4 separate regions of the Mus musculus genome follow, and regions 1, 2 and 4 are each linked to region 3. The links are chromatin loops, found by intact Hi-C in ENCODE. Cell type or tissue: left cerebral cortex. All regions are shown on one strand. Region 1 overlaps Nck2 (non-catalytic region of tyrosine kinase adaptor protein 2). Region 2 has its middle 84 kb from the start of Nck2. Region 3 holds the start of Nck2 (non-catalytic region of tyrosine kinase adaptor protein 2). Region 4 overlaps Nck2 (non-catalytic region of tyrosine kinase adaptor protein 2).

The links. Peaks named below come from ENCODE experiments on the same cell type or tissue, not always from the same donor. Only the 100,000 strongest peaks of a DNase experiment are listed, where the experiment ranks them.
Region 1: it touches region 3 in a loop (2.1-fold over the local background); 9 of 42 quality-filtered maps call a loop at or near these places.
Region 2: it touches region 3 in a loop (2.0-fold over the local background); 6 of 42 quality-filtered maps call a loop at or near these places.
Region 4: a loop joins it to region 3, with 3 times the contacts of the local background. A loop is called at or near these places in 11 of 42 quality-filtered maps.

What each region holds. Positions count from the first base shown.
Region 1 is chr1:43,530,795-43,538,794 of GRCm38, forward strand. Nck2 (non-catalytic region of tyrosine kinase adaptor protein 2) reads left to right here. Exons shown (of 5, transcript NM_010879.3): 3 at 2,758-2,999. The coding sequence starts at 2,774. Among named protein-coding and RNA genes, the nearest start is that of Nck2, 89 kb to the left of the region's middle. In left cerebral cortex, a CTCF peak has its summit at 1,666; DNase peaks (open chromatin) are centred at 138, 715, 4,447 and 5,059; H3K27ac peaks cover 1,074 bases.
Region 2 is chr1:43,357,593-43,365,592 of GRCm38, forward strand. No RefSeq gene overlaps it. Among named protein-coding and RNA genes, the nearest start is that of Nck2, 84 kb to the right of the region's middle. In left cerebral cortex, no CTCF peak of the experiment used is centred here; a DNase peak (open chromatin) is centred at 780.
Region 3 is chr1:43,441,981-43,449,980 of GRCm38, forward strand. Nck2 (non-catalytic region of tyrosine kinase adaptor protein 2) reads left to right here and starts at 3,771. Exons shown (of 5, transcript NM_010879.3): 1 at 3,771-4,047. In left cerebral cortex, a CTCF peak has its summit at 3,634; DNase peaks (open chromatin) are centred at 3,643, 4,292, 4,436 and 4,941; H3K4me3 peaks cover 3,172 bases; H3K27ac peaks cover 1,960 bases.
Region 4 is chr1:43,541,323-43,549,322 of GRCm38, forward strand. The region is part of intron 3 of Nck2 (non-catalytic region of tyrosine kinase adaptor protein 2); the gene reads left to right. Among named protein-coding and RNA genes, the nearest start is that of Nck2, 100 kb to the left of the region's middle. In left cerebral cortex, no CTCF peak of the experiment used is centred here; a DNase peak (open chromatin) is centred at 4,471.

The sequences.
Region 1 (8,000 bases), 89 kb after region 3:
AGATAGTTCACCGTGGCGGGGAAGGAAGGGCACTGGAAGCAGCTTGGTTTGTGGCCTGACCAGGAAGGAAGGCAGGGAATACTGGGGCTCAGCTGCCTTTCACCATTTTTTTTTCCTTCTGTATTTAGTTCAGGATGCTAACCCATGGATTGGTGCCACCCATGTTTAAAATAGATCTTCCCTCAACTAAACCTCTCTGGAAACACCCTCATAAAATTACCCACTACATCCTTGTGCCTCATTAATGCCCTGAAGGTTTTCTAGTCCAGTTAGGTTGACAATTTGAACACCACAAGGCACCCAAACACAACACTTGGACTGTACCATTTTACCCCTGTCCCCAGAGGCTTGTGGCCACCTCTTAATGCAAAATGCATTATTCTAACTTTGAAAGACTTCATACTCTTATCTCAACAGTGTTAGAAGTTCAAAGTCTTTTCCAAGACTTGAGACAAATCTTAGAGCATAACAAGGAAAGATCCCACTAAAACAAGACTGAATCCTAGCCAGAAAAACACCAAGTCTTGCACCTCCGTATCCCGCATCTGGGACATCTGGCCCCTCTGCCTCTAGTTTGGCTTCCGGCAGTGCATGTGGCTTTTTCTTGGCTACCTGCACTTGGTGCCTGCTGCATCCCTTAGCAACTGCTGCACATTTCTGGCCTCTCCAACACCCTGTTCTGTGGCTTAGCAGGAAGCTGTGTTTTTATAAGCCTTATGCTTTCAGCATGCACTGAAATAAACGCATCCAAGTCCTCTCATAACGACTGTTGATGCAGAAGGAAATTCAGTAGAGAGCGTTGGTTGGCTGGATATCAACTGATTTACATGATGATCTGCTCCTATTTAAAATCATTTTGGAAATTATATAATTCGGCAGCAGACCTGGTATTTAAATGGAATCCCCTCTGAACCTCTTTTTTATTACTATTGTTCTTGTCCTTGACTTTAAAGGAGATGCTCACTTTGATGCGTTTCGGGTCTAATCTGATAGAGAAATCAGATGTGTGTGCTACAAGCTATGGACTGGGGGGAGGGGGGGGGGTCCTCTGACAGCAGGTAGTTAGCTATCTGTCTCCAGCTTTGAGAAGAACTTTGAGTAAACTCTACCCTCTTGCATATTATGTGCATTATGTATACACTTTACAAGAATTTTCATTTTCCCAAATGATTTTTTTATCTAATATGGTAATTCATAAGTGAGAAGATACATATTATTTTTATGTGCCTGAATATGGTAGAATGTGTCATTCATGCCTCCATGGGTCAGGTGCATAGGTTTCCTGTGACTCTGAACTCATGAGGTAAAATCAGGGGAACTCTGTCAAGAGGAGAGAGGGGTTTGGGTCACGTATCCTGTCATTACTCCTCAATAACTGAAGGGTGTGTCCAGTCAGTAGAGGGGCTGACTATGACTTTTCTGCTGCAAGAACACTTGTGCATTTTCTACCTGAGAAGGGTACAGTTGCTGAGGTAGGTGGTACCTCTGTGTATTGTTTTCTTTCCTATCTAGTACATCCCAGATTGACGTCATCGGATTTCTACTGTTTGTTTTAATAAGAACTAGTTAGGAGACAGCAAGGCAGACTGTTCAGGGGTTCCTACAACAGAGTTCTACAGTCAGGAAGACAGTTCAGCTCCCCGTGTGGAGATAAGTGGGAGTTTACAGCCAGAGGGGAGGAGGAATATGCTGTGGAGGGTCCTGAATGAGCTCATCTAACAGGAAGCTTGCTGAAGGAGACCAGGTGACCAACCGTCACATGCAGCATGGTGGGAGTCTAGGAACCTGCTCAGGTGTCAGGGCTGGATGGTTCTTGCTAACACTGGGTGATCCAGAGATGGACACAAAAGCAATAGAGAGCAGGGTCCCAGGGACTTCAGTAAAGTTTGCTCAAAGGAGACCCTATGTCCAAATCCACCTCGCTGTCTGCCTTCAATTCTAGGAAGCATCTGCGTTTCCTCGTGCTCTTTGCCTAGCACTTAAGTAATCCACTGACAGTTGGTTTATCAGGTCACCTACTGAAGGCTATCTTTGTTTATTTCCCAGTTTGGGGAATTATGAATAAAGTGGTAAATATCTAAGTGTTGCTTTGTTTTCGAGAGTAATCTTACATTTATAGGAAAGTTGTATAGTTATTTGTGCAGAAAATTAGCCCTTAGCTAATTTCTCCAGTGTTGAAATATGATATTGAATTGTCAAAACTAATTAACATGGGTACATTGCTGTTGTTTAGGCTTTGTTTACATCTCAACAGTGTTTTCACAAATTTTCTTTGTATATTTTACTCTCCGTCTCAGGATACCACATTGGCATTAGTAGTACATTAAGTGAATCTGAGTTTAAAGCAGTAGTTTGAATGTGTTATATTTACTAAATATCTTCAAAATTCTCAGCATATGCTGAGAATAGGAGTGTAAGCGTGTCAGCTATAAGGGGCCAGTGTCACTTGTCAAATGAGCACTTTAAATATGAGATTATTATTTTGAGTGTTTTTCCCCCCAAGTTTGCATCTAGCTTCAGTAAAACGTGCAGTGTGTTTAATGCACTGAGAGGGGCTGCAGGCTTTGATTACAAAATGTTGTTTCTCAGCAGCATTAGAGCTGACGGGTAGGTCATTCTAAGGGCAAGTGCTTCAAGGGGCTGGAAGGACACTGGTGGCAGTTGTGGTCCTAGGAGCTGTCGTTGACAATTTTTCAGATCTGTCAGAGGAGAGGTGTTCAGGTAGCTAATGAGCATCTTTAAATGTTTTGCTGGCAGAAGGACTCCATGAAAGATGACAGAAGAAGTCATTGTCATAGCCAAGTGGGACTACACTGCCCAGCAGGACCAGGAGCTCGACATCAGGAAGAACGAGCGGTTGTGGCTGCTAGATGACTCCAAGACGTGGTGGCGGGTGAGGAATGCTGCCAACAGGACAGGCTACGTGCCTTCCAACTATGTGGAGCGTAAGAACAGCCTGAAGAAGGGCTCCCTGGTGAAGAACCTCAAGGACACACTAGGTGAGTGTCCATACCCACAGGAACACTCGGGATAGCACTGTTGCTTCAGCGTGTGTGTATCTGTATGTGCCTGTGTGCGTGCGTGTGTGTGTGCATGTGTATGGGGTGTGTGTGTATGTGTATGTAGTGTGTGTGTGTTTTGGGGCCAAGTGTTAATGTTGATAGCCTCTTCCTTGTGTTTTATATTGAGATCAAGATAAAGACTCTCCTTATCATTTTCTGGATAAGTTATACAGTTTGGGATCTTGGGTAAATCAACTCTTCTGTGTGCTATGGACCCCTACACAGTTGTCTGTCTCTTTGTAGAGGACCCTGACTTAGAATCATGACAAGTTCAGTAGTTTTTCCTGTCAGTGTGCCAGCCTTTTATCTTACAAACTCCCGTGCATTGGCCTCTGTGCACACAGAAGGAGAAGGCGCTTTCCCCTCGTCTTAGTTGATAGGATATTTTATTCCACAGTTTCAGGCAGTTAATGTGTAGTTGTGGTGATTAGCAACATGACATCAGAAGCCTCTCAAATGGACCCCTCCATCAGCCCTGTTTGGTTATCTCGTTCTTCACAGCTGTGCCTCTTTTCTTCCTCTGGTATATTAGTTCCTTTCTTGTCACTGTAACAAGCTGCTTGAGGTTAGGTTACTTTATAAAGAATAAGGCTTAATTTGGCTTACACTCATGGTCCAAAGTCAAGTGGCTGTGTTTGTATTGCCCTCTTGGCAAATTTTCAGTGTGGTGTAAGTACAATCTGGCAAGAGACTAGGGGAGATAGAGAATTGACTGTGTGTGTTTTCTGATACTGTTCCCTCTGTAAACACCAGTATTTATGCAGTTTCTATCACCCAAAGGCCCCACCTCTAACCACTGTGATAGGAACCAGTTTCTTCTTTCTTACATCCTCTGTAGGGGATTTAATTCAGCACACGGTAAGGAGATACATTCAAACCACATTAGTCCATAGTACCTGGTCAGACAGGGTCATACCACAGTGATGGGCAACCACACCTGAATGTGCACAGCGTGCTCACCAAGCGTGGTTACTGCTTCAGATTATCTACGAATAGAATCGGGAGGGCTCTGTGGAAGGACAGCTGAACTGAGCTGACAGTTTACAATTGTTGCCTCCTCAGGTAAGTATAAAGTTGTTTATAGGCAACAATGGCAGCTTGCCACTTGAGGTTTGTCATGGAAGTGAGCCAGTATCCTCACCTGGGCTAAGTGTCTATAGGCTTTCTTTGTGTGTTACTGAAAGAGGATTAGTTTCATTGGAGGGGGCAGGGTGAAGGAAATATGGGGAAACTGAAAACAAAATCACACTGAATGTGGTGGGTGTTGCACAGTCCCCATCTTCTTCCTTGTAGAGTCTATAAAGATCAGTGCGCACTCTTCAGTGGGTGAAGCCTTCAGTCATCGGGAGGTGTTTTGTGCTATGGTTGGTTTTTTTCAGAATGTGTGTGGCTAATGTAGACGCTGAGGCTGCTGGAAAAATTCCATTGGTTATTAGCATTCTAAGTCTTTTTCCACTGAACTCTCTCCCTTGTGTATTTTTTTTCCTTGCTTGAGACAGTCACTGGAAAGAAATGCTGCTGTCCTATTCTTAGGACTCTTAGTTAAGTATGATAAATAAAGAAGATGTTGAATGGGCTGGTGCTTCAGTGTTGTTCTGAGAATATTTGATTTTCTAGCCTCCTCTTAACACGCCCTCTGTAGTAATGTTGAGCATTGTTGATATATTTTGCCTTAAAAAAAAAATCTTGAGAAGTCTATAAACCACAAAATGCACAGGACTTGGAGGTAGAATAAGTGAGCCCCCAAGCCCTCAAGGGCTGCAGTTGACTTTCTTAGAAGGAAAGATAAGGCCTCGGTTGGAGCTCCAGCCTTATCTTTGCCCAGTGTATTCAGATTTCCCTGAGTGCGATCAGTTCCTCTTGTTTCACAACCCTAGTTACAGAGCAAACCAGCACATCTTCACCCTGGTGCTGGGCCGGCTCCCCTGTCACTGACAGACCGCCATCTAGCCCTGCTGGAACACTTACACTGCTAGAAAGGGCCAATTCCATTTTTGGAGAATACAGATTGTTAGAAAGTGCTTCCTTAAATAGAATCGAAATTTTACATTTCTCCGACTTCCTCCCCTTGGCTCTGACTCTGCCCTCCAGGGCTATGCCAAGCAGAACAAATCTCTTCAGTGAGTGACAGCTCTTCTGTGAGCTTCTGTCTCAGCTTCAACACATCGTTCTTAGGAAACATTTGCATTAAGCATGAAAGATTGCAAAAATACAGATAAGCTATGTTTTAGATATCCATATTTATTAATAGGAGTTGATTTTCATAGCCAAGGGGCCTTGGGATTTAGGGAGAAGTAGCCTGATTAATTTTTTTCCACATTTTATGTGTGCATGCACATACAGAATGGGGTGTACATGTGCCACAACATGTATGTGTGGGCCGAAGACAGCCCATGGGCATCTGTTCTTTCTACCATGGAAGTCCCAGGGATTGAACTCATCAGATCTTCAGATTTGATGGCAAGCTTCCTTATCCATTAAGCTACTTCACTGTCTTGCTCTCCATTTTTAGTACTTTGTTGTTGTGGTCTGTTCATTTGTTTTTATTACCCGTCATGATCACCTTTGCCATTGGACAAAGAGAGACCTGGTTATCTTAAGTACAGGCTTCCTGTTGAGGCAGTACCTAGAAGAAGGGGAGGCATCTTTACCACGATCTCTATGTGCAAATCTCTATGTGCAATCTCTATGTGAAAGAAGCAATAGCTTCTTTCCTCTACAGCCTGTCTTTCCCCAGTTTGTAGGCCACAGAAAGTTGAGAGTTCTTTCTGTAATTCCTCCTGTCTCCCAGATATCCCTTTTAATATAAACCCCAGAGACTAAACGTAACCATTTGGGCTTTTCTGTGCCTATCCTTGGTCTGAATAATGCCAGGGAGACTTATTTTTTTTTAACAATGGTTTTGGCCTTATCTTAGGCTTAATCCTCAACTATCTTTTATATTAACCCATTTATTCTATTAAAAGGTCTGCAATGCTGCCGATACCCTCTCCGTTTCATACTTCCAACTTCCTCTGTGGCTTGGTGGTGAATCTTCTTGTGCCTGACTCTCTTCCAGAATTCCTTCTCAGTCAGTGTCCTACCTTCTAGTCTGCCTTTTGCTATAGGCCATAGGCATTGTCATTTAACCAATCAGAAAGTGCCTTAGGCAAGCAAGGAAGAACAGAGACACTTCTTGACATAGTATGTATAAACATTTTATCCCTACAACTGTTTATGGCTTCCTGTTTAGTTACAGACTCTGGTGTGTGCTCAGAGTTGAGTTTTAGATTGGAAAGTGTCTCTTCTGTGGGGAGGTATCAAAACAATACTGACTTACACTGCCTACCCATTCTTGTAACTGAGTGATGTCATTCATGTAGGCTTTATACGGCTGTGGGAATCCACCTGAATCTGAGGGCCATGGTAGAACCCCCATAGTTCATTCCCAGTTTGAAGTAAATCACATAGGCGTCACCAACAGAGCCACAGTGCTGTGAACTGAGTTTCTATCTGTGAGGAGAGGAGATGGTGGTGTGGTGGGCCTTACCTCTCCTCCGTTGGAAACTTATGTCTTGTGTTTTCTTAGAGCTGCTTGAAGGCAACAGTATATTTGACAAAAACATCTCTTCAAAGTATTAACATTCTTTTCTTTTAATAATTTGTAGTTGAGTAAAACAATCTTATCTTACATTTTCTTTCTTGAGGGCAAAACATTTATCCACTGGATCTCCTTTCATGCTCTGATCCTGATCATGAACAGTCAAGAAAAAATTTCCATGAAGAATAGGGATTGTCAAGAGCTGGTTCAGCAGGCAGTGTTCTGACATCTCTGAGCTCAGCAGTGAGTCAGCCCAGGCTACTTCTGGCCTTGACATTACAACTTGATCTGTATAACTGAATAGGCCAGATATCAGCCTTATGCTAAAATATTTTGAGATGGAGACCCCCTCCTCCCCAGAGATAACTTTCAAAGATTTCTCTGCAAGTGCCTCAAACACAATTTTTGTTACCATTCTGGTTTTAGCTAGAACCCACCACAGCCCCAAAGGAGTTGAACCATGCCTGAGTGACTACGAACAGTAGACAAGTTAAGCAGAAGCACTGTGGCCTCTGAAAGGATGAGAGGAAAGTGTGTGTGTGTGTGTGTGTGTGTGTGTGTGTGTATGTGTGTATGTATGTGAAGAAAGGCAGAGGTCATGAGTCAGACATACCCTGATCCAGACCAGGGTGGTACATGTTTTCTTTGCTTTTACCAAGTTCCCTCTGGCAGCCCTCAGGTCCTAGGATGCTTCCCTGTCAGGGGATCCAGCCTGGTATGGGAGCCCTCTGGCAGATAAGGACCAGAGCTGTGTGAATATTAAAGTAAGTTTTACAGTGAGTTCTTAGGGAATATTAAGGATTCAATGCCTCTCTTGTGGAGAGAAATTATACTTATCAGTGACTTTCATACTTCTGTCAGGTTTGGTTTTAAAGTTTGAGGGAACTAGTAAAGAAATTTCTTTATGTAAAAGTTAAATGTTTAGTTTAACACTTGGCATTCTTATAACTAATCCCACCAAGACAGAAAGGACTTGCCTTGTAAGCTGGTCTGGTCTTGGCCTTACCATGTATCCCAAATGACCTTGAATTCTCAGCAGCCCAGCAGTCCTTCTTACTCAGCTTTCTAAGTGCTGAGATTATGAACATTAGCCACATGTGGCATCTCACGTTTTCAACATTAGGACTACAGAGTCTTTCAGGGCACCATATGCAGACTTCATGTTTGGAGAAAAGTAAACTAGTTTGTGTACTGATTATCACACCTCTCTTTTGGCTGGAATGGTCCCCTGTGAGAACTGTAGGCCAGATCACAGGGCCAGGCAATTTCTTGCCTGTTAGTACCATTAGATTTTGCTTGTCTTCAAGCATACCTGTTTCCCACAAAGGATACTTAAAACTCCTTTAGTCATTTTAAGT
Region 2 (8,000 bases), 84 kb before region 3:
TCTCGTCAACATCCCCCAAGCACTGGCAGTTCCTTTGTTCAACTCTCCCGGGTTTTCTGAAATACAAGTGTGTGGATGGAGTTGGAACATTGCACAGAGGAGAGAGTGGCAACTGGATGAACAGAACATGGGTACATGTATAGTTCAAAAATCACACTCAGACTTATAAAAAAATACATTGTTCTTATTTTTTAAAAGATTTATTTATTTATTATATGTAAGTACACTGTAGCTGTCCTCAGATACTCCAGAAGAAGGCATCAGATTTTGTTACAGATGGTTGTGAGCCACCATGAGGTTGCTGGGATTTGAACTCGGGACCTTCGGAAGAGCAGTCGGTGCTCTTAACCACTGAGCCACCAGCCCACTACAGTGTTCTTATAAATGACATTTTAAAAATCAACCCTTTTGTGAACCTAAAATATCATGTGAGGAATATAATATTGAAAAATATTCAAAAGCTTAGGATTTCACATACAAAAATAACATTCTTTTTAATTAAAATATTAGTAAGAGCTGGAAAAAGTGATCTAGAAAAATTATTAAATTTAAAAAACAATGTATGTTAATGAAACCAGGAAAAGAACATCGCTTTTTCTCTAGAAAGAGCATTAGGGATTTAAATAACCATATGTTTATTTTGACTTTTAAAAAAATGGGTCATAGATGCCAAAGAAAGCCAGGGTGCTGTTTGGCTGTATCAAATAAGAGTACAGTGTCCAGGAGACAGGCAACAATAGGCACATTGTTCGTTCCCTGGTTGGCGTGCAGCCCATCTGTAACCAGCTGACAAATGAGGCCTGCCAGGCACAGGACCCACTAGAGCGTGTCAAGCAAGAAGCAGATGCTGAGGGTTTACTCTAGAATCCTCCTCAGACACTCAGTTCACGGGTGTGCAAGTCCCCTGTACCAAATAGTGTGGTGTTTATATGTGACCTGCTCTCATTCTCCTGTAAGCTGTAGCACCGTGACATGTAATCGCATGTGAATTCTGTGTAATTAGTAGACATGCCGCTGTCTTACTTGGGGAGTCAGGAAAATCAAACTGTCTGGTAGAGATGTGGGTTTCTTTCAGTTCTTTTCATTCTGGACTTGGCTTAATCTGTAGGTTCAAACCTATGGATAAGGATATTGAACTGTGACATTAGCAGGATGTTACTGCTAGTGAAGGGCTTTGCAAACTTTCTTAGACAACCCGTAAGCTTACCAATGATTGTCTTAGCCCAGAGTGAGGCCTTGGGGGTAGGATGAGAGCCAGGACCCTCCTGTCCCGTTTGCTAGTGTAACGTAACAAGAGCACACAGCTTTACCACTTCATTCTCATTGAAAGTAGGCATCATCACCTGCTCCTTGGGTGTCAGTGTGGATCAAATTGAGGAATAAAATTCCTTTAAGTACCTATTATTTGTAAAGAACAATCAATACTCAGCCATAACTATGAAGAAGGATTAAATTATATCAATCCTGATACTACAGAGTTTATTGTGTGGTTTGGGAGAAAATAGACGATATACAAGTTTCTCTTTGTCTGTTGTTCAAATTTCTGTGGTTTCAGTTCCCGTGTGGTCAGTCATGAATGAAATGTATAGTATATAATAAAAATGAGAGAAGGGTCCCATTCGTGTCATTTTTATTATACTGTTATAATTCATTACTATTGATGTTAATATCTTACTGCTCATAATTTATCAAGTAAGATTTATCACAGGTATACATGCATAGAAAGGCATATAGTATATATCGGGTTCAATTCTATGTGTGGTCTCAGAATGCACTGGAGGGCAGCATCTTCGAATTTGTTCCTCATGGCTAGAGAGACTACTGAACAGGTGAACATAATTCCAATGTAAGGTAACTTATAAAATGATTTTAGGTGGGTTTTTGAGGTGGGGAGACTGGCTGGAGTGATAGGGCACACTGAAAATTTGCAGACTGAAGGAGGCACAAAGAAAGTGTGAAAAACAAAAATTTACCAAACACAAGACTGAACTAGGTGAAAAAGGCAAGCCACTGATCAGGCTCCATGCTAAATCCTTTAGTCAATGATCCTTACAGGGTCCTGGCATAATGGGAGATAGATTCATTAGTAAGGAGTTGACTTTCAATGTCAATGGTAAGGAAGGGCATGAGGCATAGTGACACCAACCTGAAATCTCAATATTTGTCTCATCACTGTGTGAGCTCCCTAGATTACCAACCCCCCGTCCCCCCAGGCCTGAGTATAACAGTCTACCACACACCCAGACCGTGCAGAGTCCATTCTCCTAGGCCACACCCATCCATAGCTTGGTGGCATTTGGTAACATGGGCCACTGGTCCACAATAGTGTCTATGTAGCTGAACATAGAAGAGACCGCAGGAAGTCCTAGGCAATAGGAAGCCCAGATCCTGAGTTATATTGTAGGATTGCTGCCATACCTGTAGGCTGATATTAGCTGGAATGCAGACGGGGCAAGCCTGTATTCCCTCTACCTGAGCTCAATCATCTGAGAGAGAAAGGCTTTAGCTATCTGACACAGAATCTCTAAAGGACTTTTTATCAACCTTCAGAAACTGGAATTTACAACCTCGACCCATTTTTACAAAAATGCAGACCCTGTGAGAGCATGGTGTTCAGTTACACCATGTGCTTCATACAGCCAGGAGGACTTTTTTCTTCCCTCCAAGCCAAACTGGAAAGAAAGGCTATAGTCTGAAGGTCACAGAGTATCAAACAACCAATAACAGATCCTCTCTGTCGCCCCCATCCACCCCACCCACCTCCCAACTCCACCCCTGGCTCCCTGACTGTGTGTGAGGGCTGTAGAAGCTGTGTCTCTTGGATGTTATGTTTTCTGTTTTCCAAGCTGAGGGAACAAAGGGAACAATGACCATCCACAACCCTTCATCACGAAGCAGCTGAAAAAGGATGGCCCCATGTAAACATTCAGCGTGTTTCCGAGCAGAGCCATCTGAACCGTCCACGTGGTCGTTTCGAACTGGGAGGAAATTCTCACTAGTGAATTCACAGCTCTGAGTGTTCAAGGGGGACTTTCCTTCAGATGCCAGGTTCAGGTACCTGTGGTTTTGGTTATGAGAATATATATATATATATTTCTTTAAAAAAAAAAAAAGTCCTCATTTCCCCTCATAGCTGTGGGCTAGCTACTCACTGCAAGGGTAATGCTGGCAACGGCACTGTTAGGCACCCTGGACACAACACTTTCCTTCTGGTCTCTATTTATCCCCTACACAGTACAGTGGTGATTTATCCAGTGACAATCAAATTGCAGTTTCCAAACATCCTGACTCCAGGGAGAGAGAGCTCTATTGTAGTCTCTGTCCACATGGCTGCTGCTCGCAAAGGATTAATGACTTTGGAGACTGACATTTCTGTGACCCCAGCGAGCAGAGGCTGGTCAGAAAACTCTTCTCTAAGATTTCTGTGTTGCAGATAAAGCTGTTCTGCCTCAGGGGCTGCCACGCTTTTGCCTCTTACATAAGCCAAGAGGCAGAAGATTGACACTTGTTAGGTAGCAGTTGAACCTAAAGTTAGGGACAAGCCACCCCGGTTATGGATCCTCAGGTATCAAAAGATAAATCCTGTCTGCTCACGCACGAGGACCTGGAGCAAGCTTTACATTGGAGGTAAATCCCATGTCCTTTACCTCATGAGCTGAGTTAAAGCAAGAGGGGATGGAGGGGATAAGAGCCAGGCAACCATTTAAGACAGCTGTGCCCAAATGCAAAAGACTTAGTGTGAGAAAACCTGAGTGGGTAACAGAGACTAGCACACAGCAGATGTTCAATTCAGACAAATAATGTCAACAACAAGGCATAAAACAACACATTTTTTAAAGAGAAAAACAAATAAAATCCCAAACAGTATTGACTCAGCTTCCTTCTGAGTCAGTGCTTCCAATCTGGAACACACAGCACTGCTCCTTGAGCCCTCCCCCTTCTCTTTTCCGGTTTGTGGTGAGGGCTTCTGAAGTCACTGCTTAGTTTCAGTCTGGATTCATTAGGCATGACCCCCATTCAAACTAGCTCTCTGCCGTCTCCCATCAGTAACCAGGGAAAACTCACTTCTCCATGCTAAATGACAAGAACTTCACAGATCAATGGGCAGAAAAGAAACTTCTCATTTAAGTAAGAGAAGCAAGAGGATCAACCCCTGCCCTGCCCTGCCCTGCCCTGCCTATGCCTTGATTCCGACAGCTTTCATTTGCAAGAGATCATCACTCAACCCACAAGGCTTGCACATGCAGGCTGTACTACCCATGAGGCCATGACAGAAGCAACCCCACTACAGGGCTTCCAAGCCCCCCCCCATTCCACATCCTCTGATACCCCCCAGAGAATCCGAGCAAAGGACCCCTAGCTTCCTCTCTCTCTTCCCAGATCACTCAGCTCCTTCCATCTTGGCTCTCTTCTATGCTGGCATCACCACAAAGTGCTGGTCTAGTCTAATTTGAAAGCTATAAGCCCATTAGGCTTTTAGTATACTTAGCTGCCCATGTCAGCAAACATACTTGACCCCAGACAGCATCGCTGTGAAACTGTACCTTAGCCGGTATTTGTGGGGGCAGAGAGAACCTGTTCAGAAAGTAAAATTCTAACTGTTTCTAAGAGGCACTGGAGAGCCTTTTTCTTTTCTTTTCTTTTTTTCTTTCTTTCTTTTTTTTTTTTCATCAAGAGCTTTCTATTTCTCTTACTTTAAATCCACATCAAAGTCTTGACTTCCTCGTTCACAAGATGTCACGGGTAGTAAGTGAGAGGCATGAATGTGCCTAGAGACTGCAAGGCGCTGAGAAGATGACCCCATTGCTCTCTGTGACAGATGCCAGGCTTCCCGCCTGGTCTCCCTCTGTAGATAATCAGTTCCTGGAAGGCAAAGGGAGTCTGGAAGATGCTTCTGTATCACTTCTTTTCCATTTTCTAGCACATGCCTGCTTCCAAGGGAGGAAGAAAGAAAGAAAGAAAGAAAGAAAGAAAGAAAGAAAGAAAGAAAGAAAGAAAGAAAGAAAGAAAGAAAGAAAGAAGGAAGGAAGGAAGGAAGGAAGGAAGGAAGGAAGAAGGAAGGAAGGAAGGGAGAAAGAGAGAAAGAGAGAAAGAGAGAAAGAGAAAGAACAAGCAAGAAATATATGTTATTAGAGAAGCCGAACAGCCAGCAAGCTGAACTCCTTACTAACAAATTAAAAAGAGTCTCTGGTGATTTGGAATTATGAAACAGGAAGGACAAAGTACTTTGCATACCACACAGATTTGTTCAACCAATAGAGCAGTGATCCTGGTGGCATCAAGGATCCCTGCAAGATTGTTTTCCGTCTCTGTTTATCATTCCACTGAGTAGCTATGCTATAGGGAATGCTATGTCCCCAGTGAAGTTCAAGCAGGTGTCCATGAATGAGGGCAAAAAGGGAAACTAAGTCAGGATGCTCGTGTCTGGCTCAGTTTAGGGTATCAGAAGAACAGATGCAGCATGGGCAACACAGGAAACGGACTTCCCTGAGATCCTGAGAGTGAACTACAAATTATCAGGGGAACCACTGAGCCAAAGTTTGGAGGCTGGGCTCTGGCCTCAGCTTTGCAACCTCGGTTTCCATTAATGTGGGCAAGACCATATAGGGGTGAGCTCTGAGCCTGTGGAGTTTGAAGAGGCAAATGGAGAGAGTCTCAGGCTAGGGTGCCAAGAGCAGGTAGGAGATGACCAGTTCCTGAGAGGCAGAGGGAGATGCTGAGCCATGAGGGGGAGGAGAGAGAATGTTCTCAGGATGGGGGAGTGAAAGGAACACAGGAAGGGAGACATCCGTCCTTGACAATTTGCCCAGGCTCCCTCGAGGGCAAATTCCGGGGAGGAAGAGCACACTGTCTTGTCCCAAATCTAAATTGGACTGAATTCAACCAACGTCTCCCAAGTTTAGTGGGTAGGTGCTTAGACCTATTGTGGTTAACCCAGAAAAAGCTAAAGGTTCCAGGTTATTGAAAAATGAGAGGGCCACTGGGACCACACATCACAGCCAATTTCATGGGGAGGGCAGTCTTCATGTCAAAGGAATTAGGGAAAAGAATAGAGGACCTGCTAGTAATCAGGCCTGCCTTGGTTTCCGTAGAGCCTGCTCCAGTTCAACAGGTCCTGAGAATTCAGCTAACTGCATGTTCTAAGACTACTAAGGGTTCAGATACAGCCAGCCTTCAGGGAAATGTTCTGAGTATGAATTCACCCTGGGCATTCCACTCATACAGAAAAGAGCACAGAGAATGAAGAACTAATGTGTGCCCAGCTCCTGCTTCCAATGGACTGAGTACTTGCAAATGTTGCTATCATCAACTCACCCTCTAACACTATGGGTAGATAGATGATAATAAAAGATCTCTGCAGTGGAAAAGGACAAAGCAAGGCTTCCTTCTGTTTCAGTGGAAACCAGTTTTAGGCCAAACTGAGTGTGCAGGGCTCACCAGAGCACACTGTCATCCAGATGGAGAGTAAAAGAACATCTTTTGCATCGTTGTAATAAAAAGAAATCCTGAGAAAATTTTACAGAGCAAAGAAGAGTTTGTTTTTGCTTACAGGGCCAGGGGGATAGAGTCCAGCAAGGGTTAAATTATATGGCAGCCTGGCAGTTAGGAGGCAGAGCTCACAGTTCATCCACACAGGGAGCAGAGAAAGGGAACAAGAAGTGGAGGCCAGAGCTTTAGGTCAAAGGCAGTGTGGGATGGGCAGCAGAAAGGTTCATTTTCCTGACTTTTTGCTTCCACAGCCCACCCTCCACTGCCCTTACTTAGAGATCAATATTGTCCATATAATTTCATCTTGCTAGATCCTTAGGATGGCTTCATCTCTTTCAGCTCATCTTTCTGGACAAGGAGGACATAGCACAGCTTGGGCACTAGTTGAATGCCACACGAGCTCTGCCTTAAATCAACAAGCTCTACCCGTTTCTTCTTAGGTAGAGCATCATGATCGGATCACTGTGTGGACTTGGCAGTTTCTGCAAAAGAGAAGAGAAATGCTTCCAGCTACGGATCTCTGTCTCTCTTTCTCTTTGTCTTTTAAGGAGATGAAGCCCCTGAAAGCAACCTCAGAGATGAGTTAAGGTATAAACATCTGGTATAGATCACTCCAACAGTAGCTTTGATTATAAGTTCATTTCTTTGCGGTCTAATGGAGTGCACAGAAAAGGGTACCCAGACAGGAAATTCCACTGCAACTGAAACCTTCCTGTGAGATCAGGATTAGGGTATGGAGAAAGGTGCAGCAGAGGCAAAATGGGTTATCATCTCCCTGGGAAGTATGGACCATAACTGGACACATCACCGAGCAAACTAAGCCTAGAGATGCTCTCCTGATGAGTACCAGGGTAGAGGACTCAGCAGCTTCCACTGAGCTAGCCTTCGCTGGGTATTGGGAAAGGGAAGAACACACTAGGAAAGAAAATGGCAAGAAGTTTAAGTTGTGTGTGCTGAACCCAGATCCCTTCCACTTGCACTTTATGCCAACTCAGCAGAAGCATAGCATCCTCTCTCCCAGCACTAGCGTTTGTAATCAGCCTGTCTTCCCTTCTGGGAGGATCCAGGGTATGTAGCTATCTATGGGTTGTGGGTGGACGAGTGTGTGTGTGTGTGTGTGTGTGTGTGTGTGTGTGTGTGTGTGTTCTATCTATCTTTCTATTATCTGACTAATACTGCTATCCCCTCTCTGCAAATATAACTGAAGTCAAAATGCCCCCATTCCCTCACTTCCTGTCATCTATTCTCCACTGGTAATTCCTTTGGTTATAAATACCCCAGGCCAATTTGTCATGAATAACTCCACCTCCAGGTATTTGAAACCAGATCTTATTAATCACTACATGCTAAAAATCTCCACCAAACTTAGCTTCCTAGCACAGAGTTTCTTTTCTCTCTCTTGGAAGGACCTTCAGCCTCCTCCTCAGGCCTTGGACTCTTTGCCACCCCAGCAAGGCCATAACCACCCTTTTTGTCTGTTCCCTTCATGGTAGCACGGCAGCTCTACCTAT
Region 3 (8,000 bases):
TCTAATTTGTTAAGGTAGCCCCAGGACTCAGCTAATTTCTCAGCCTTCCTAGGAACAAATGCTCTAGTCTTCTGATGCAAGGGGACAGGAAGCTCTTTGATGAGACTGTAGTGGGCAAGGAGAAAGGACAGCAGAAAGCAGTTTTTGTTTTGTTTGTTTTTTTGTTTGTTTGTTTTTTTGTTTTTTCGAGACAGGGTTTCTCTGTATATCCCTGGCTGTCCTGGAACTCACTTTGTAGACCAGGCTGGCCTCGAACTCAGAAATCCACCTGCCTCTGCCTCCCGAGTGCTGGGGTAAAGGCGTGCGCCACCACGCCCGTCAGAAAGCAGTTTTTAACAAGGTTAAGATGACACCGACACCCAGTATGAATATGAGAAAGCACGCAACACTAACTCGAAGGTGGTCGGAATGGAAGAAGAGGAGCTGGGAGGCAGGCACACACAGCTCTGCCCCAGTTTTTTTTTACTCTTTCAGCTTTTGAAGATGTGAAATAGGCATTAGAATTGCTGGGGCATAACATAAATATCAAGATCCTGTAGTGGAAAAGGAAGGGGAAGCACAGTTAAATGTGTAAGAACGATGAACCACATGAGTCATGTTTTGACTGGATGGAATTGTGGGGCTAGGGTGCTTTATTTCTAGGATGGTGGGAGGCTGGGAGATGGGCCAAGAAGAGGTTAAGATGTACTGTAGTTTCTTCTGGGAGTTGAGGTAGATTTTAGACCAGTGGTCAGTTAAGACCATCCTGGATATCAGATATTTGCATTGTGAATCATAACAGTAGGAAAACTACAGTTGCGAAGTAGAAGTGAAAATAATTTAGTGGTTGGGGGTTACCACATCATGGTGCTGGGACTGACTGGGGGCACATCCATAACACTGTATTGAAGGGGCCCAGCATTAGGAAGGTTGAGAACCGTTGGTCAAGGCTAAGCTGGAGGCTATGGGATGAAGAGCTGGCTTGGGAAGGAGATCAAGTGATCTAGCAGAGTAGACTAGCCTTCATTCAAGCAGTAAAGATAAACTGACTTTAAGACTATAGTTTAACCAGGAGTGGGCATATAAAAAATGACCTTTCATCTTGCAGGGGCTAGGGAGATGGTTCAATGATAAAGTTCTTGACATGTAAACACGAGGAGCAGAGTTTGGATTCCCAGTACCCACATAAATGCCTGGTAGGTGTGCAACCATCAGGACGTGGAGACAGGATTCTCTCCAGCAGTCTGATTAGCTACAGTAGCCAAATAGTGCGCTGTGGGGTCCAGTGAGAGCAATCAGATAGGATACCCGATATCAACATTTAGTCTTCATAAACTGTCTTAGTTTGTATTCTATTGCTGTGAAGAGAAACCATGGCAAGGCAATTCATCTCTCTCTTTCTCTCTCTCTCTCTCTCTCTCTCTCTCTCTATATATATATATATATATATCATCGATAGCTGTGTCTAACTAATCTGTCTTGTGGTGGTTGAAATAGATTTGGCCCCACAGACTCATGTGTTTGAATGATTGGCCTACAAGGAGTGGCACTATTAGGTGGTGTGGCCTTGTTGGAATAGGAAGTACATCACTGTGGGGGCAGGCTTCAGGTCTCCTAGTGCTCAAGCTCTGCCCAGTCTCCTTCTGGCTTCCTTCCGATCAAGATGTAGAACTCTTGGCTCCCCCAGCACCATATCTGCCTGCATGCTGCCCTGCTTCAGACCATGATGACAATGGACCGAACTTCTGAAATGGTACTCCAGCCCCAATGAAGTATTTGCCCTTATAAGAGTTGCCTTGGTTATGGTGTCTCCTCACAGCAATAACACCCAAACTAAACTAAGACACCTAGCTGCATATGTATCAAAAGATGGCCTAGTAGGCCATCACTGGAAAGAGAGGCCCATTGGACACGCAAACTTTATATGCCCCAGTACAGGGGAACGCCAGGGCCAAAAAGTGGGAATGGGTGGGTAGGGGAGTGGCGGGGAGGGTATGGGGGACTTTTGGGATAGCATTGGAAATGTAATTGAGGAAAATACGTAATAAAAAAAATGTGGAAAAAAAACCTAAGACACCTCTCTCTCTCTCTCTCTCTCTCTCTCTCTCTCTCTCTCACACACACACACACACACACACACACACACACACACACACTGATCTATCATCTATGGATTTAATTGGGGGCTTGCTTACAATTCCAGTGGCTTGGTCCACTGTCATCACGGTGGGAAGCTTGGTAGCAGCCAGGCATGTTGCTAGGGAAGTAGCTGAGAGCTATACTCTGATCCACTGTGCAGCAAGCACACAGACACCCAGACACACAGGTGCTGGCTAAGTTCAAAGCTTACTCCCAGTGACTCATCTCCTCCAACAAGGACATACCCTCCTAATCTAAATAGTTTACTAACTGGCCTGCAAATATATGAGCCAAGGGGAGTCCTTCTTGTTCAAATCTCCCTGGAGATCTTATACAGAATCAGTGAGAGGAGTCTGAGGCCACTTTTCAAAGCAAAAGCTTAAAAACTGTGTCCATATCGTCTTACTTATTTAGCATAAACTAATTTTAAGTAGGGCTAAACTATTGGTTAGAGTTCTGCCTTCATTGTTGTAAAGCTAGATAGTAACAAAGATGAGGTCTGTAACAAAGAACGGATGAAGCTAGCATCTCCGACTGGAAGAGACTGTTGGGTGTGCTGATTTTGTACAGGATGCCTCCTAGTGCCCTCGTGTCAGGCTACGTGCCAGGTACTTAACATAGAAGGCAGGTAAACATCTCATGTGATAAAGCCGAGGAAGTTGTGAAACACCTGTGTAAGGTGACACAGTTCAGGAGCCTACGGTCAATGGCTGCGAGGACTATAGCCAAGCTTCCTCACGTTACTTATGCCTGGGAACTTCCTATAAGAAGGCAGGCAACTTTTCTTTCTTTCTTTTTCTTTTTTTGTTACGTAGGGTGAATTGTTTCTGCCTTAATAAGGAGGAAACAAGGGCTAGGGTTGAATCTCATTAACATAAATGTGAGTCGTCCGACCTGAAAGCGGAATTTATTTGAATATCAGGGGTTCCTTTGGGGTATAAGGAGCGAAGGAGCTTGGAGAAGAAACCTCTGGATCCAGTCCTTCTCTTCGATCCAGGGTTCTAGCTTTCCAAGTTTGCTTATAGGTTAGCTACTACTCAAGTCTGGGAGAGCAAGGTTTCCTTCTAAAGCTTTCTCAGCCTCCTGTACTAAAGAATTCCTGGGCTCTAATAAACTGGCCAGGACGCTGCGGAGGCAGCTGAGGTCGGGTTTCCTCTCCTCCCCCACTAGGAAGTGGTCCCGCCTGGAGGTTGGGGGTGGGGGGGATGGAGTAAAAAAGTGTCTGGATGGGAAAGTAAATAAATGCAAGGCAAATAAATAAAGAAAATGCCCACAAGCAATTACTGGGAGGAAGTGACATTTTTATGTAAGTCACTTTTCTGACAGACACCAGGCCTGTTTGGCTGAGAGTGCCGTGGGAATGCTTGGGGGGCGGGGTAGGGAGGTCGCTGTAAGGCTCCCGACGCACAGCCGGGTGCGGAGACCACCCGGTCTCGTGGGCTGCAAGTGGCACCTCCTTATCCCTAGCAGCCCCTCCCGGGTGCCCCCAGCTCCAATCTAGAGCGGGTTACGGCTTGAAGCCCCCAGGCGGCGCTTTCCCGAGGCCTGGCTGGGACTCCCAGGTGGGTCCCCCGCCCCGCGTGCGCCGGGCTGGGCCGGCCCCTGGGCGGCGTCACGGCAGCCAGGGAGGAGCGCGGGCGGGGAGCGCGCGGAGGCGGGCGCTGCGCGGGAGGGTCGCCGCCGCGGATCGCAGGCCGGTGCGCGCGGCCGAGCGGGCGGCGGCGGCGACGGTGGTGGTGAGGAGGGCTCGGCGGCAGGCAGGCTCGGGGCTCCCGGGCCGGCGGGGTCCGCCGGGTCCAATTGCGTCCGCTTGGTGGCGGGAGGAGGGAGCGGTGCAGACAAAGAGCGGCATCTGGGCGGGCGCAGCGCGGCCGCCGCCCCGGGACTCGCGCTGCTGCCCTCCGGCCTCGGCGTGCACTGTGCGGCGAGGTAAGGCGATGGCGGGGGCTGCAAACTTGGGCCGGTCCGTGGAGTTGGAAGAGAGGGGCGAGCGGGCCGCGGCCGCCCGGGGAGGGCCAGGGAGCGCGTACCCCTGCGTACCCGGCCGGTGCCCTCAGCCCCGCCGCGGCCTGGCGTCCCCGGGCACCCGCACCTCGGATACACACACCTTCCTGCGAGCCCTCGCCTCCCTCTGCCTGGGGCTGGCGTGGGGGTGGGGCGCCCTCCGCGGGCGGACTCCGGGGACCAAGGACCCAAAGCCCTCGGGAACACTAGCAGCCCTGGCCTGTGGGCGGGCGTGGGACCGAACAGTGGCCAGGTCGCCGGGCGCGCGTGCCTGGGAAGAATAGCCTGGGATCTGAGGGCCACAGCGCTAGGAAGCGGGAGGCTGCGATGGCCGGGGAGAACTTCCAGTATTTAGAACTATTCGTGATCCGGCACAAAGCTGCTGTCACGTTCCATAAAGGAGGTCCTTGCCTCGGCGCAGGGCGCTTTTGTGCCTGGTTCCTTCCAGTCCCTGCGCCCGGTCCCGCATTTCCAAGACTTAAACCTCCTCAACCAAAGTTTTTCCCGGTTGCTCTGCCCCCTCAGTTTATTTATTCAGGGCGATTTAAGCAAGTGGTTCTGCAAGAATTTGATGTGTGACTTTTAATGCCCCGGTGGCACCTCCCTTTTGAGCGCTGTTAGCTTGGCATTGTGTGGAGAGGTTTGATTTGCAAAACGCTGTTATTTATACACAACAGCGATCCTCCCGGAAGGTGTGCGCGGGTGGTGGTTAATGGATAGCAGAGGTGACTTACAGTAGTATTGTGAACAGCTTGGGGACACAGCTGGGTGCCAAGTGGAGTGGGCCCTGCCACCCTAACCCATTCAGGTTGGCCGCTTCCTCCTTATTTGGCTCTCCTTATTTTGCTAACAGGTTTAAGGCCAGTCTTGCCAAGTTTGCGTCTGTGTGTGGGATGAACAGGTCCGAGTTTGGGCTGGAGGTGCACAGGCCTGCTCCTTGGTTGACCCAAAAAGAAACAGCCCGTTGGCCAGTGGGCGTGGCTTGCTGGTATCCTCCCCTGGAGACTTCTCTGCTCCTCTCCCAATACAGGCTTTTCTGCAGAGATTTTGAGGAGGAATGAGAATAATTTTGGGTGTGTTTCCAGCCTGGGTTTTTTTTTTTTTTTTTTTTTTTGGTATAGTTAGCAACTGTGGTTTTTCTAGTCTAAAGGTCACTACTTTATCAGAACATCTCAACTGTGCTGTGGGCACTCCCTCCATTCACTTTCCAAGTGTTTATAGATACAGAGGTAGAAACCGGACTTTCTCGTGCATGTGCCTGGTTTATGTAGCGAAGGCAGCCAGTGAACACAATGGAGAAAGTGCACTTTAGACAGATAAGGTTTTACACCTTCGGGTCTTTCCTAAGTGACCACAAGTGACAATCCTCCCTTAAACTTTCTCACCTCCTGGTAGGTTAGCGTAGTTTTGATTGAAGAACGTAAAGGTCCCAGTGACCTGAAGCTGAAATGAGAACTTTGTGCAGCTGTAAAGCTTTGACTTACAGCTTACTGCCTGTCTTGCTCTCAGTTTCTTACACGTGCTTGAACAGAGCCCCAGTTTCAGGGTTGGAAGTTGCTATGTGAGCTCTGGACACTTGATAGGCGATTTGCCCACCGATGGAGAGACGACTGACCCCCTTTAAAATGGGTCGAACTTATAAAAGGTGGTTTCCAACTCCTTGTAGGCTCTTCAGTCCATTTCCAGGCTTTCAGTTTTGCTTTCCCCATGGGTCCTTGCTTCAGTCTTCTTCCTCCCTTTCTCTTTGATCCGGGCTTATTCCTGACCTCTGTCTTGAACATTGGGGTACTGAACATTGCTGACAAACAGCAGCACCCAGGTGTTTGAGAAATGTGCTCTCATCCTTGCTAAATCTCTCCAGAGCTTTCCTTGTTGGAGCAGACCGAATGACCCCTTGAAAACAGCCCGATAGTCACTGATTGCATAGTGACCTGTAGTCCTTTATTTGATCATTTGCATTAGCTTAATTTGCCCTGGCAAGACTGGGCTTGGTTGCTTTGTAGGGCACACATGCTTCTAACTGACTGGCTTGCAGTGTGCACTGGGGCTGATGAGGCTCGTGGAAATGATTTTCTGATGTTCATAATGAGCCTTAATGACTGAAGAATTCAAGACTGCTTGTTGCAAGTGCAGAGCAGTGTAGGGAACAGTGGTTGGGGAAACTTGTAAGCTAACATTTCTTACAAAAGGACCGGGAAGCTTCCCATAGAGACTTAGGAAATTCATTTTCCCATCCAGAGGGACTTCAAATGTTGCTTTGGAATTGTTTCTCTTTCCTAAAAAAATGAGTGATAGAAACATTTCTCAAGGTGTTTTCAAAGGACATATGTGAAAAAACAATGATGCCATTTGTGTGCTGTTCTGTGTAAGTTAGGCAGCCTTTTAAAACAAGCTATCAGAGGTATGCAGCCATGGTGTTTTTTGTTTTTTTTTTGTTTGTTTGTTTGTTTGTTTGTTTTTTCGAGACAGGGTTTCTCTGTGTAGCCCTGGCTGTCCTGGAACTCACTTTGTAGACCAGGCTGGCCTCGAACTCAGAAATCCGCCTGCCTCTGCCTCCCGAGTGCTGGGATTAAAGCCGTGCAACACCACGCCCCGCAATGCATTTCTTTAGGCAATCAGAGTAGTGTAATTTTTAAAAAGACTTTTAATTTTCAGCAATTCACTTTGCACAAAGCACAGAGAACATGATGGTAAGAGAATCATGTCCTCGGCACCCCAGTTCCCACCCCACTTCCCGCCCTTTCTTTCCCCTGGAGTTCACTTCCACCTGAAATTCTCAGTCCTCCAGGCCATGACAGTGAAAACTGTTCTTTAGATCGACATAGCAGTACCACGCTAGGGTCACACTGGTATTTCCATCTCTGACTAGTACTTGTGAGTAGCCAAAGGTCCCTTTCCCAGATTATATGGCTGTCTTAAATTTCATCATCTTTTTGAAGGGCCATTTTTCTCCTGTATTTCACCATCTTCCTTCTCAACTAAGAGGCAATAACTGTGTCCTGGGACATCCAACAGATCTTTCTTGGTGGTTTCCTTTGGACATCTGTGACCTTCTTCCTAGTTGTCTTCATTATTTCTTACCCTGGTATAGGCTGGAAGGTGTTGATCATAGCATTTGATCCATAGTTCATGTGTGACAACACATTTCTTAGCACCTTGTTGATTTCTGACCTGTGTCATTGAGGTTGGTGATGAAATCAGAATCTTAGGCTCTGCTCAGAGTCACAACGACCACACCACAACATTGGTCTCTAAGACTTTTGAGACAGTGAGGGAATGTGATCTGGTGGCCTTTATTTGGTAAATTCTCTTGCACGGCAAGTCATTTGTAGTTCTGCAGTGAAACCTAAAAACAAAACCCACAAAATTCCTTTATGTCCCCCTTTCCACAGCCTGAAGGTAATCTTACATAATCCATTTTGCGCACCTGCATGGTGACTGCCCTTTGTGGAGCTAAACAAACCCCAGCCCAGAGATCTGTGGTGGGAATGGTTTTGTTCTTCTGAGACGTTTCCTTACTGTACGCTGTCCTCAAACTTGATCCTTCTGCTGAAGCCTCTGGAATGCTGGCATTGCAGGTGTGTGCCTAGCTGGAGTGTTGGAGTTTTTCAATAGATGAGGCTGCCCATGTCAGCCTGTTGTGATAGCTCTGGCCAAAGCTTTGGTTGCGTTGCTAGGAAGTAGTTATTGATTAGTACTCCCTTTCTACTGTCTGTATTTGGTTTTTTTTTTTTTTTAAAGAAGGTACACATTTACTCAGAATTTAATTGTAGGTTGAAGATCTGTAATCTGGAAATCTGGTCTGCAAATTTTGTGACTTCATTTTTCTTTATAGCTGAATAGCATCCTGCCGTATATGTGCCACATTTTTATTGTCT
Region 4 (8,000 bases), 99 kb after region 3:
CTGAGCTCAGTAGTGAGAATGGAGAAGCTCATTTACAGTGAAATTTACAGTGGTGCTTTCCAGACCTTGCGGCTCAACGTGGAACACAGAAGCATCAGTCATTGATTACTTGGGGATTCTGAACCCAAAAGACCAGCAGAAGGACAAAGAGAAATGGAGAGACAGGAAAAAATAAAAATAAAAGTAAATAAATAAAAGTGGCCTGGAGAGGAGACCTGTATGAGTTGAGTAGAGAGGGAGTGGGTGTGTTTGGTGGAAATGACAGGTGGGGACACTCCTGCATGACTGTTAAGTATAGAGAGCTCACGGCTTACATTTTTGTTGCTGCCAGAGTAAAGTACCTCAGACTGGTTCCTTTGTAAGGAAAAGAAAATGTATTAGCTGGAACGTGGTGACACATACCTGCAATCCTGGCAGGAAGATCAGAAGAAGTTCGAGGTCTGCCTTGGAACCATAGCCGAGTTTGAAGCCAGTTTGAGCTGCATGAGGCTCTGTTTCAAAATAGAGGAGGGGAAATGGCCTACCTGGTCAGAACACTTGCATTAAGACCTGAGTTTGACTCCCCAAGCCTGTGGAAAATGTCAAGTGTGTTTGGATGTATATGTGCGCCCCTAACACTGGTGGGGTGGGAGTGGGGTAGGGTGGAGCCGGAGCTTGTTGGCCACTAACCCAGCTCCAGGTTAAGTGAGAGGTCCTGTCTGAAGAGAGCAAGGCAGAACATGGTAGAGCAAGATGCCCGCTGCCCTCCTCTGACCTCCTCATGTATACTGGTGCTTATTCCCAGAGTCTGCTGTTATACATAGGTCTGGAGGCTAAGCCATGGAACATAGTTGCTTTGTTTCTGTGAATTTCGGGTTTTAGAGCCATTTAAATCATTTTTATTTGGTGACTACAGCAGAGACCTGATATTTCTGAGGTGCATAGTAAGTACCTCAAGCCAGCCTTTCCATCATTTTCTTTTTTTGATGGCTAACCTTCAGTATCCAGTCCTCTTCAGGGTTTGCTTTTGTCTTTTCTGGATGTGGCTTTGGCCTGCTGAACGCAGAACTCCTGAGCTTTGTGAGTGCTTAAGGGGCAGCTGCTCCTCCTATCTTTGATTGCAGCTAACTGAATAGTTAACACCAATAGACTAATGCCAGGGAGGGGTAACAAAATACCACATCCTGTTAGTTAAAAGCTGTCACGGCTTCACTCCCTGGCAGAAAGGGGCTAGAGAACTTTACAATAGCATGCAGGAGCTGATACACAGGTGTGGACTCCTTCTACAGTTGGGCATTGTGCTGTCGGTCGCTCTGAAGCCCAGCAGAAAGCTCCCACAGCAGAAAACCCAGGTCCCCACCTGACCTCATGTGGCTTTTCAGAGAATGATCAGCAAGGGCTTCACTTATTTAATCTTTGCCTCACCCATAAAAGAGAAGTGAGTACCTCATTTTTCAGAAGAATATTGAGTCTTGGAAGTTACTGTTGTGCTGAAGAACACACACACAGTAAGTCATGAGGTTGAAATTCAAACCCACTGAAGCCTGCCTGCACTCTCTGCCGTTCTCCAGTCTCTTAGGGGACCCCAGGGAGAAAGGAGTGAGCTGTCTAGTTGATTCCTGTGGACTGTTCATATTGGTGACTTGGTTGCTCCCTGGCTGTTGTTTCGATTTACCCTTTGTATGCATTTCAGTTAAGTTGCTTGGATGGCTCCTTGCTGCTCTCAATGGAGTTGGTGCAAAGCACATGGGCTGTCTCTGCAGGGTGCCTGATATTCGCCAGGGCATTTAAGTTTTCTGACAGGCCCTTTACTTCTTGGTTCTTTGGAGTGCTTGAGGTTTTTATCCTGTTAAGGGAGATATTGATTTGTGGCAGTGCATTTGCTGTAGAAGTCCTGGGCTTTTCTGTACTGACTGAAGTCTGCTTGCCATCTTGCCTTAGAACATGATTCCTAGCCAAGTCACTCTGTGGAACTACTTCATTAAAGATCAGGACACAGCCCAACACACCCCTGGAAAATTTTAACATTAAAGAAGCAGGACCTCAATTCTGTCTCAGATGTCCAGACTTCTCTAGAAGTCTGTCATGACTTCACCCACTCTGTGGTGTCATTACTATCTACCCTTGTGCACGTATGAGTTAAACGCAAAAGCATTCTTATTTAGAATCCATTACAACTCTGTCTCCCCAGATTGTTCACAGTAGAAACAGGCTGCCACATGGATTGCTGCTGGAATACTATGGAAACTTCTATACTGTTGTGCTGCCAGACACTCAGAATAATTCATATAATTCATATTTGTTTTTGTATCACATGCATTTCCAAGTATTTAGAACCAAAAATATAAAACAGCTTATAACAGATCAGTGGGAGGATAATTAGGAAATAGAGAAAGATTTTTTTTTTAAGTTAATAGGACAAAATCTAGGAGAGACCATGAGATGTGGGAGGGGTATAGCTAAGAAATCCTGGAGAAGCAGGTGTGGAGCTAGCAGTAGAGTGCATGAAATCCGTGTTGCTCCGCCCACTAGGCTGCCGTAGCCCCTTGTGTCTTCATGGAGGACAGAAGGTCAGATTCATTACTGTGAGTCCCTGTCTCTGTTTATAGGTTCCACACCAAAGATTCTACCAAACAGAAGCAAGTTGAAAATAATCAGGAATATTACTGTGTTTATATGAGTGTGTATAGGTCTCTGTTCTTGTCTTTAGGCCATACAATATAGTATATCATCTACATAGCACTTGCATTATAATGGATTGTTCTTGTCTTCACTATATGGGAGGATGTGTTTAGATTCTGTTCTATGCAAATAGCCTGCTGTCTTACATAAGGGATGGGAACAGACATGGTGACCGTGGCAGATCCTGGGACTTGGCCCTGGGGACCCTAAGATGGACTGTTTTTCTGGATAACTGACGTGTTGATTGCTTCTTACATCTTACCATGTGGCAACTTTCTAAAGAACTCCCCCCCTGAGCTAAAGAATTAAATCAAGCCATGGAACAGAGGGACATGAACTGAAAATGCCTAGGAATATGTAAATCTGTCTTACATGTTTCTGATTGTGTTTCCCCATATGGCCTGCATCTTTGTTAGCTTCTATCCATGTGTCTGAAAATGGTCCTTTTCTCTACTGATGTTTACCTCGGTGGCTGAGGCTCCTTAGGGCATTGCTACCTGGCACCATGCGGCTGTACGGACTGCTGAACTCCCCATACTGCTCTGAGTCCCTACTGGTTGTTGCTTTCCTCTGGCCCTGGCCTTGTGTTCACTGTTGGTGCTGTGGAGAGGGTTAAGTGGGCATCCAAAGGCTCCTGCTTAATACACAGAGAGGCCATTAAGTACAGTATAGGTGATGCTAGGCCCTATGCTACCATCAGCCAAGGTGCACACATGTGTCACCTTTTGCCTAGAGAAGTGGTTCTCAGCTTGCGGGCTGTGTCCCCTTGGGGGCAGGAAATCAAGCAACCTTTTCATGGGGTTCACCTAAGACCGTCCTGCATGTCATATATTTACATTATGACTCACAACGGTAATTTTATGATGGGGTCACCACAACATGAAGAGCTAAAGGACCACAGCACTAGGAAGGTTGAGAACCACTGGCCTCCAGGCTGCTGTTGCTCCTCTGCTGCTTCAGAATTCACAGGTTTTCCAAATGCACTCGGGTGGTGGTGGTGGTGGTGGTGGTGGTGGTGGTGGTGGTGTTTCCCAGCTTTGGAATCGAATTTGCAGGGCAGTTTTTACCAATTTTTGAGGCCGTACCAACTGTGTTTCCTCAAGGACTCTTGCATGAGTAAATGGCTGTTTGCAGGCAATTTGCTCAATTTTTTGCCTTTTGTTTCCTTTGCTATGAAAGTTGAAGCTTAGACGAAGCCAGGGGAGAAGTCCCTGTGTTGCAGCTTGCAGAGTTGACTGTGGACCATCAGCCGCCGAGGGCTTAGGGGCAGGAGCCCAGGGCTCTGGAGGACTGGGCATAGATTACCTCTATGTGCTTCACCCAGAATTGCAAGTAGTCTGTCCAGCTACCCTTGCCTTGGGAATGGTGCCTTTATCCTCCCAACACTAAAACCTTTTGTTCTGTAGGCTGAGCAGCCTATCTTATTATTCCTGAACACTGATACTTAAGCCACTTCTGACCCTGAGGCCAGGAGGAAAGTGACATCTGTCCCTGAGTGTGTTTGTAGAAGACAAATCCATGCAGCTCAGTTGAGAAAGTCCTGTTTTTCCAGTTAATTCACCTCTAAGTCTAGCATTAACTGATCAAAATCCTTGTTTACAGCAAGCCCCTAGGCAACTGCCACTGGGTTCTTGCTGTGTGCCAGTCACTCACTACACCCAGGGCTTTACCCAACTACTTAACCCACCTAGCCCTGCCATCCTCACCATGCATAGCTGCTGTAGATGATGACAAAAAGAACAAACGAGGTTCTGTAGAGTTCCCAAGACCAAGAGCTAGGCAGCGTGAGAACTGAATCCCAAGTGTGACTGGGGCAGTCCTGCAGGAATGGCGTTCGTCTGTGTCTTCCCCATGACCATTTAGTTATTTTAATTTATAATGTTTAATTTTTGTTGACTGAGTACAGTCTTAGATAGCGAAGGTGTTTTGCTGGTGGTTTGGCACCTCTAGTCATAATGGAGAATGTCACGTGTAATCTGTGCTACATTTTAACGCATATTTTACATACTCAAAATATTCATGCTCTTGGATTGGGTACATGTGTTGAGAGATACTGAATATGTATTTTCATCAAGAATTGTAATGAGAAATTAAGGTATTTTCATTGGCATCTGTGTTAGTTTGACTTTTGCTTTTTTTTTTTTTTTAATCTCTCTAAATCATTTTTCCTCCAATGTTTAAATGTTTAGTCACATTACTTACCAGCCTGCTAAGAAAAGAACATATGTGCTGGGAGTGGACATTCAAGTTCAGAACTGGATCTTCCCAGTGGAAGAGGGACTGCCTGGGCACAAAGAAGACAAGCACTGACAGCTCTCACCCAGCTCACAAATACACCCTTTCTTCCTAGCCTTACCATTCAGCTCTGAACTTGGGAGTTTTATATGGCACTCGGTAGAGTAATTCTTCATAAGGCACGCACGCCTACAAAGAAATCCCCATTAGTTTCAGAAGAAAGAGGAACCGAGTCAGGAATTAGTGCAACCCCTTATTGGCTGCACCTTCCCACCCTCACAGGCACACTGTAAGATTCTGAGCTTTCTCAAAGGGTGGGAAGGAAAAAGAGCTGTAGGACAAAGGCTCCTAGCAGTCACCAGCACTGGTTTAGAAGGGCTGACATTGTATGCAATGATCATGGTGAGATAGAACAGTGGAATTCACTAATTGAGCGTGTATTTGTTTTTGATGGATCACTGAAAACCTGCAGGGAAGAAATACATACAAGATGGCTTCCTCCCAGGGTGCTCCACTGCAGTGTTCTAATGATCCTGACATTAGGAGTTCAGCAGACTTGGGGGTAAGCCCTCACTTCTGTAAAGAGAAAAGCCCACATTGTACTTATTCCTTGGACAATGGCATTGCCCATTGTCTTAGTCAGGGTTTCTATTCCTGCACAAACATCATGACCAAGAAGCAAGTTGGGGAGGAAAGGGTTTATTCAGCTTACATTTCCAAATCGCTGTTCATCACTAAAGGAAGTCAGGACTGGAACTCAAGCAGGTCAGGAAGCAGGAGCTGATGCAGAGGCCATGGAGGGATGTTCTTTACTGGCTTGCTTCCCCTGGCTTGCTCAGTCTGCTTTCTTATAGAACCCAAGACTACCAGCCCAGAGATGGTCCCACCCACAAGGGTCTTTTCCCCTTGATCACTAATTGAGAAAATGCCTTAAAGTTGGATCTCATGGAGGCATTTCCTCAACTGAAGCTCCTTTCTCTGTGATAACTCCAGCTGTGTCAAGTTGACACAAAACTAGCCAGTACACCCATGTACATGCCCAGGACATACATGTAGAATTTGGGGGATCAACTCAGCATTGGAGAAGACATTGATTTTCATTTTTTTTCAAAGCTGGAGTTAATGTGGAGGAAAAGTTTCTGCCTAAGTTTCCTGCCCCACTCTCAGTCTCCTTGGATTTACACATTCTAGCTATCAGAGGATACATACTCTCCCCTCTATAGAGCATAAATGATAGTGACTGGAGACTTGGGCTGAAATGGGATGCTTGTTATCCAAGAAGAAGCAGGGAACGTGTTGCTGTTAGTGCCTTGCCTCTAAAGCAGTTTAGAATTCAGAATTCCTTTAAGTTCCTACTGATAGTTCCCCGGGGCCAGGTAAAGAGGATTCCCTACCAGCACAACACTGAGGTGGGAAGGTCCAGTTGTCAAGCCTTTTGCTTTGCCCTATGTTGTTCTGCCAGCCTTTGAGGAGAACTCTGCCTCTCCCTTGTCTGCTCTCCGTCTCTGTGGTTTCTAATGGCTTCTGGAGCCTCCTGCTCATGCACCCCTCCCTCCTTTGATTTGTGTCCCCTGTTCCTGCTCTCTGTGCTGAACCCAGACTTCCATATTTTGCAGCATCTCAAAGCCCATCTGCTCGTGACTCCAGATAACCTATAGTTTCTGCCAAGGACAGTCCTGGTCCTTATCTTGGTGGGCCCCTCTGCTTCCTTCAGACTTAAAAGCTACACACTCACAGGGACCTTCCCTTTTATGGTACTTGCCACCATGGTGACATTTAGTATTAAAAGCTTCTCAGAATTTTTAGTTGACTTTAATAATGGGGCCTAACTCTAATGGAGGAGATGCCCACACATTAATAGCCTCTGGTCATAACAGAATAAACATTTTAGCATAAATAAAAATTTTGGTTAAATTCGATGTAGGTTACAGATCTAATTAGTGGCAAAAGTTGTTGTTGGCATCTGTTCTTTGAGTCTTCACGAATGACTCTTCTGCACTGGTGTGTAATGTCCTAAGGGCCAGAGAGACATTCTTTCTGTTTGGCTTCAGGCTGCTCTGAAGAGCAAATAAGCAGAAATCTTTCATGAAAAGACAGAAGAAAGGCTGTTTATAGAAATGTACATTGTAGTCATAGCTGACCCTAGCTCAGTGCTTTGATGGTTATTGAGAGCAGCTATAGTCTGATAGAATGTCCCTGAAGTCTCCTGCAGCCTGTTGTCCAGGAGATCATTCATGCAGGGGTGAACAGATGTGGGAAGACATGACTCTGCCCGAATATCATTCTCTTAAGCCCACACTGATGGAGTGGTGAATAGATAGATATCAGGATACTACACTGGGCAATACCTTGTCTTCCTCCCACCTTCGGTGGTTATGTTATGGCCGAGGTGGCCTTTCAGATCCCACTTCCACCACCCTGTCAACATCTGAAAAGCGTTACTGGTGTAGTTGGGTATCTGTAGGACCAAAGCAACTGACCACAATTGTGCCTGGGCCCATTTTGACTTTGCCTAAAATTGGTTTGTGTTCAATTCCCTGTCCTGCTCCCTAAGTCATGATTGGGGTTTCTTTGATACTTTCTAAGATAGTGGCCACAATACAATGCAGTTTGACTACTCTCCACCAAGTCAGATAGCTTGCAGAACACAGGCTGCTTTGTGAGGAAAGCCTCCTGGCTGTAAATACCATCTGTCATAGATTGCTCATGAGAACTCTGGGCAGTGAAACCTAAGACCTTGTACGCTCAGAAAACAACGTGCACCACCTCGGTGGTTCATGGAGCCCATGAGCATGGTTTACGGACCGTCTGTTTGCCACCTCCTGTCTCTCCCACACCCAAACTCAGGAGGCCCCAACTCTTAAGTGTTGTTTTCCAGTTGCTTGTGCACAGACAGCACTTTGACAAATAGGCACCAGTGGTTTGGTAGTTTAAAGAAGGTGGGGGCAGGGAACGAAGATGAGGGAAGGCTGTTTTATTTTCTCTGGACTCTCAATTGATGTGACAAAATCAGCCGAAACCAAAGTTTAAAAAGAGAAAAATGCTAAAGTCAGCTTATATCACAAGGATGGATGTAGGATTCTGGGGGTGTGGTTCAGGCTGTG